Linked DNA regions of Homo sapiens: region 1 is linked to region 2. A link is an interaction called in ENCODE POLR2A ChIA-PET data of the cell type or tissue named here. Cell type or tissue: Panc1. All regions are shown on one strand. Links, peaks and the distances in the headings refer to the core of each region. The heading gives the core; the rest is flanking DNA.

Evidence for each region. Peaks named below come from ENCODE experiments on the same cell type or tissue, not always from the same donor. Only the 100,000 strongest peaks of a DNase experiment are listed, where the experiment ranks them.
Region 1: POLR2A ChIA-PET joins it to region 2 with 18 read pairs; 9 of 35 experiments call an interaction of 5 or more read pairs at or near these places.

Annotation. Positions count from the first base shown.
Region 1 is chr6:106,971,761-106,974,671 of GRCh38, forward strand. CD24 (CD24 molecule) reads right to left here. Exons shown (of 2, transcript NM_001359084.1): 1 at 2,818-2,911; 2 at 1-74. The coding sequence starts at 2,886. Among named protein-coding and RNA genes, the nearest start is that of CD24, 1.5 kb to the right of the region's middle. In Panc1, for the core only: no CTCF peak of the experiment used is centred there; no DNase peak of the experiment used is centred there; H3K4me3 peaks cover 1,151 bases; H3K27me3 peaks cover 2,063 bases.
Region 2 is chr6:106,881,374-106,884,284 of GRCh38, forward strand. LOC105377928 (a long non-coding RNA gene) reads left to right here and starts at 565. Exons shown (of 3, transcript XR_942842.3): 1 at 565-607; 2 at 1,284-1,838; 3 at 2,507-2,585. In Panc1, for the core only: no CTCF peak of the experiment used is centred there; no DNase peak of the experiment used is centred there.

The DNA of each region.
Region 1 (2,911 bases), core at 226-2,725, 90 kb after region 2:
GGGGCCAACCCAGAGTTGGAAGTACTCTGGGAGGAGTTACTTGAAGTTCCAGTTGTTGTTTCACTGGAATAAATCTAAAATACATAAAAAGTTACATGGATACATTTCCACATCACAGCTACCTCCATGTACTCTCATATAAAATTAAAGTAGGTGATATATTCTTAGATTGCTCTCTTACCATTGTTCTCTTACCCAACATCATTAACTTCTGAATTCTTGCTCAACCCACCAAGGTCATTCTCTTTAGTTTCAAAACAAACTACCTAGAGATGCCTCAAAAATGCCAAGTGGCAACAAGAACAAAAAAGTTATTCAATAACTATAACTCCTGTTTTTATTTCTTTGCAAAGGAAAAAAGGACCAGGTTAACTAATTCAGTTTCCAAGATTATATTGACTTAATGGCATTGCAATAAGGTCTATTTTCCCAGAAAGGGGGAGATTTTAAAGTTGCACAAAAAAATGGGGATTTTTAAATATTGTAACTGAGACTTATGGAACTAGAATTCATTGGGTCACTGTCTATCCTGGATTTGCTAGGTAACTTTCACATACTCAATTTAATACAGCCTTGGTAACTTAGCCTTTTCCTTAAGGGGGAAATGCAGTCTTATCTTCTCCCTTGAAATTTGAAATAGTAACTCTTCTAAAAAATGGCCACAATATTTGTGTTAAATTGAAAAAGAAAATGAGTTTTTCCTTTAAGGCAGAATGACTTCAAGAAAACACCATGAAGTCGGAACGATTTCACAAAAGACAACGAGAGGTTATGGTGTTAAGTTTCACCAGCAGCAGCCTCACTGGTCGCCAAGCTCATTGCTGTGGCCAAGAACCAAGGTTCTCCCAGTGTCCCAGCGTCTGAGTGGCATCATTCACCACTGATTTTTCAAGCCACGAAATGCACAGTCCAGTAGGGCACGTGATAATCTCTCCTTTGTCATGGAACAAAGGCAGATCGGAGTTTTCAGCCCTCACTGCAAGGGAGGGTTTACAAGAGCTTCTGATTACAGGCTGGAGGGAGGACGTGGCACCAGGCAAGAGTCTGGGCCCCGTGTACATTTGGCTGCCTATTAATCCAAAGATAAAGCCCTCCTACATCAGCACCAGCTCCTTTTGTTGTAAAATCCATAAGGTCATTAAACAAATATTGACTACAGAAATGTACAAATCCTATCCAAAATAGATTAGTGACAACAACAAAAAAATCTTGATCAAGTCAAATTTATTTATCGGGCACCTACTGTGTGCAAGATTTAGTGTGTCCCATCAGGAAACGGCACTCCCAATAAAGAAAAGCATTAATATGGTAATTTACTTAAAACAGGGTGCCTGTTTTGGACACCTTGTTTGGGATCCCGCAAAGTAACCTGTTCTTTATTCATGCAATGAGTTTTACTGCAGCAGGTGATGTTTTCTTTTTAAAACCTGGTGTATCAATCTGAGGATCTAAAGATCCTCTACACCAACAAAAAAATTATGTTTATTAAACTGACACTAAACAAAATTTTCTCTCCCAAGCTAGATTTATTCGCATTATTAAAACTTCTCACTTACAATGTTGGAGGAAAAAAATCTGGTCGGAGAGAAGATGGGGCGGGGAGTGGAGGGGGCCGGTTTCTCGCAGCCGCGCCCCTCCCCCATCAAAGAATTGAGGAAGGCTCGGGAGCGCAGCGGACTGGGAGGAAGACAATAGGGTACGGTTACCCCGCCAGCGGTGGGGAAGCGCGTTCCACACTCAGGCTGCACTCCCAGGTGAGCCCGGACTTTCGATGTCTGGGGACGGAGGACGCAGCGCGCCCAACTTTGGGGGAGAAGCCCCAGTGACAGTCCTCGATTAACCCCAATCGAAGGCGCTGGAGAGCCGTCACTCCCATCCTCCAAACCCGAACTGACCCAAACAAACGTACCTTCTTCGCCCCCGCCCCCGCTAGGGTCTCCCAGGCCCAGCCCCCGGTCTCTCTCGCCGGCGCGGTGCATCCATACACCCTCGAGGCAGCGCTGCGCGGCCCCGGGTACCCGCACCCGGGGCGAGGTTCCCCGGATGGAGGATCTAGGGAGACCGCGCTGGTAGCGGCGACCCGAACAAAGCCTGGCGGGGACTCGGGACAGAATCGTCCCACCATGCTGCCTCCCCAGAACTAGCCAATCTGGGCTAAAATAACATGGGGATCCTAAGATGACAAGCGATGGACGTGAAAGGTTGCCTCGCAGAGAGCGCAGCGTCAGGAGAGGGTCCCCGCCTCGGCTTCAGCCCGGAACCGGGGTTTGTTTAAAAAGGGCCAGATAGCCGTAGCTTCTCCGGGATACCCAATCCAACTCCGAGGGTGGAGGATGGGCGTGAGCCGCCCTCCCCGAAAGGGACCGTCGCCTCTCTTTGTGTAGAGCGCGGGGAGCGCGAAGACATTCCTAGGGGAAAGCGAGTCCTCAGGGACCCAGGGACAACGTCCCCAGGGAGCCCGAGCTCTCCAGGCGCTAATCCCTGCAGGCACCTCGGGCCTCTGGGTGAAAGTGGGAAGTAGTCACCTGGCTGCCTGGGAAGGGACAGCGTGGAACCTGGGGTGGGGCAGGGTCCTCTCAGCCCGCACGCGGAGCTGCATTGTTCCCAGGGCCGTGGGAGGAGGGGGGGCAGCACGCAAGGGAATGGAAAAATGGGGTCCACATGGCCCTCTCCCCTGGTCAGCTAAGCAAGATTCTCTCCCGGTCCCTGTCCGTGGCCCGAGGCAGGAGCGCAGGACGGTCCCCCGGGACCGGGTCCATCTCCCCTGCCCCCACCCCGGGAACGGCCCTCGAGCCCCGCCGGGCGCCAGGGCCTCACCTGCGTGGGTAGGAGCAGTGCCAGCAGCAGCAGCCCCAGCCCGAGCCTGGCCACCATTGCTCTGCCCATGTCCCCTCCGTCGGTGCGCGGCGCG
Region 2 (2,911 bases), core at 147-2,646:
GTTATCCTTCTATTGTTGTTTTGTTTTCTTGTCTCTGCCTTACAAGGAAAGTAACTTTGAAATGACCAATCTGCTTTCTTCAGCCTTTTCTGTCTATAAAGCCAACCCCCACTGTTCAGCTCATTGGAACACTTACTCTGTTTTGTAGGATGAAGTATTCCTCGATTCTAGAATCACGACATAAATCAAAAAGTATCTGAGACAAGTCTCAATTAATTTAGTAGTTTATTTTGCCAAGGTTAAGGACGTGCCTATGACACACCTCACGAGGTCCTGATGACATGTGGCTACGGTGGTCAGTCTGCAGCTTGATTTTATACATTTGCAAGGAGACATAAGACATCAATCAATACACATAAGATGTACATTGGTTCAGTCCAGAAAGGTGTGACAACTGGAAGTGGGGAGTCCCAGGTCATACGCAGATTCAAAGACTTTCTGATTGGCAGTTCATTCAGTTACTACTTACAGATCTGGAATTTAAGCAGGGTGCAGTAGCTCACACCTGTAATCCCAGCACTTTGGGATGCCAAGGTGGACGGATCACCTGAGGTCAGGAGTTCGAGACCAGCCTAGCCAACATGGTGAAACCCCATCTCTTCTGAAGGTACAAAAATTAACCGTGTGTGTTGGTGGGTGTCTGTAATCCCAGCTACTCCAGAGTCTGAGGCAGGAGAATCTCTTGAACCCAGGAGGTGGAGGTTGCAGTGAGCCAAGTTCACATCATTGCACTCCAGCCGGGTGACAAGAATGAAACTCAGTCTCAAAAAAAAAAAATCTGGAATTTTATTTAAAAAGGAATATCTGGGTTATGATAAGGGGTTGTGGAAACCAAGGTTTTATGCAGTTGAAGCTTCCAGGTAGCAGGCTTCAGAAAGAATAGATTGTAAATATTTTTTATCAGACTTAAAGAGCCTGTTCTATCAGTCTCAAGGTCTGTGTTGATGTTAATGGTAATGAGGCATATCCAACTCCCCCTTCCCATCATGGCCTAAACTAGTTTTACAGGTTAACTTTGGAATAAGTTTTACAGGTTAATTTTGGAATAAGTTTTACAGGCTAACTTTGGAATAAATTTTACAGGTTAACTTTGGCTGAGAGGAGGGGTCCAGTCAAATGGTTGGGGGGCTTAGAATTTTATTTTTGGTTTACAGCAATAAAGCCAACTGAGATCATTAAACTACATTTGTTGTAATTTTGTGTTTTGATGGATGAAAGATCTATTTTATCCTTCTAAATTAAATGCCTTCTCTATCCTTTTTCCTCCCTGTTTCCTTGGAAAGGTCTTCTCTATTTCTGAAAACTGGAGAAAAGGAAGCCTCTGTATCAAAACTCTCAAGTGTCCTAGGAAGGAAATCAAGCAAACCAGAGTCCTGAAACAACCTGACAATTCCAGTTCTAAAGAGAATCGATTACTAACAGCTATGGCACTGGGCCCAGGAAATAGAAGTGCTCCAACCTCTGCAAAGCCTAGAATGAAACACACAGGGGCAAAGGGGAAGACTTCCCTGAAAATCACTGACAAAAATCAGATTAATCAGAGAAAAGGCATAGAATTTATTTATCATGGTTTTATGTGACATGGGAGCCTTCAGAATGAAAACCCAGAGACACAGGGGAAACTGTTTGCTTTTATGCTTAGGTTCCACAAAGCATGGACAGATGTGTAGAAATATGATTGGGCAAAAAGGATATGAGCTAATGGTAATAGACTCAGTGGGGAAACCCAGCAAAACCTCTTTTCAGGTTCTTCTTGGCCTCTGTCCAGGATTTCTGCCTTCTGGGTATGGGCAGGACCCTCTCTGGAATAGAGTTTTTATAACCTACAGTCAAACAAGGTAAGTCAGATCATTTCTTTCTCTTTCTTTTTTTTTTTTTTTTTTTTTTTTTTGAGACAGGATCTTGCTGTGTTGCCCAGGCTGGAGTGCAATGGCACAAGCACGTAGCTCACGGCAACCTCGAATGCCTGGGCTCAGACAATCATCCTGCCTCAGTCTCCTGCTAATTTTTATTTGGTTTTTTTTAAGAACAGAATGTCACTATGTTACCCAGGCTGGACTTGAACTCCTGACTTCAAGCCATTCTCCCGCCTTGGCCTCCCGAAGTGCTGGGATTATAGGCGTGAGCCACTGCATCTGGCCGAAATAATTTCTTTATGGCCAGTTTTTATACAAAAAGGTGGGAGGCGGAATTAGAGTAATATTTTTTGGTCTTATGGCTGGTTTTGGGGGAAAAGGAGTTCTGGTTTCTATGACCCCCCTTGGGGAAGAGGAATTCTACTTTCCATGGCTGGCCTTAGGGGAAAGTGAGGAGCCAGAAACAGGAGGTCAGGAAAAGGTCAGAGAAAAACTTTTACTTCTGAGGCCTTTAAGATATCATTTTCTGAGTCCCAACAAACATCATGTAAGAATATGGAAACTGTAAGCAGATTTTAAACTCTCAGAGAGAGCTCCAAGCACAAGGGTGGGTGTAGTACTGCTCAGTTGCCCATTTTCTTCATTCACAGGGCCTGAGAAACCTGTGGCTGAGAAGCTGCTGGCCCAGCTGGTCCTCATCAGCCCATAAATACTGCATGCAAAAAGGATTAATAAATCAAATCTAAGAGAATTAAGAAGGGATATGACTACATCTTACAATTTAGCTCATTATTTTCCAAATTGGCTCATCTCTGGACTGTATTAAAGAAATCGGTGGTGTTATCTGACACATCCCAGACTACCAGAAGAGGCAGCGTTGCAGCATTAACAACAATCACGTGTGCACATAAGCAGGGAAGGCTCAAAAAGACCAAGAAAGTACTCAAGGTAATGGAGACCCAAGATGTGGTGATTCCAAAAGAGAAGCCTGCAATCTTGTTGTAAACTGTACAGTCTCACGTTTGCCCTGGTTACCCTGTGGAAACAGGACAGAC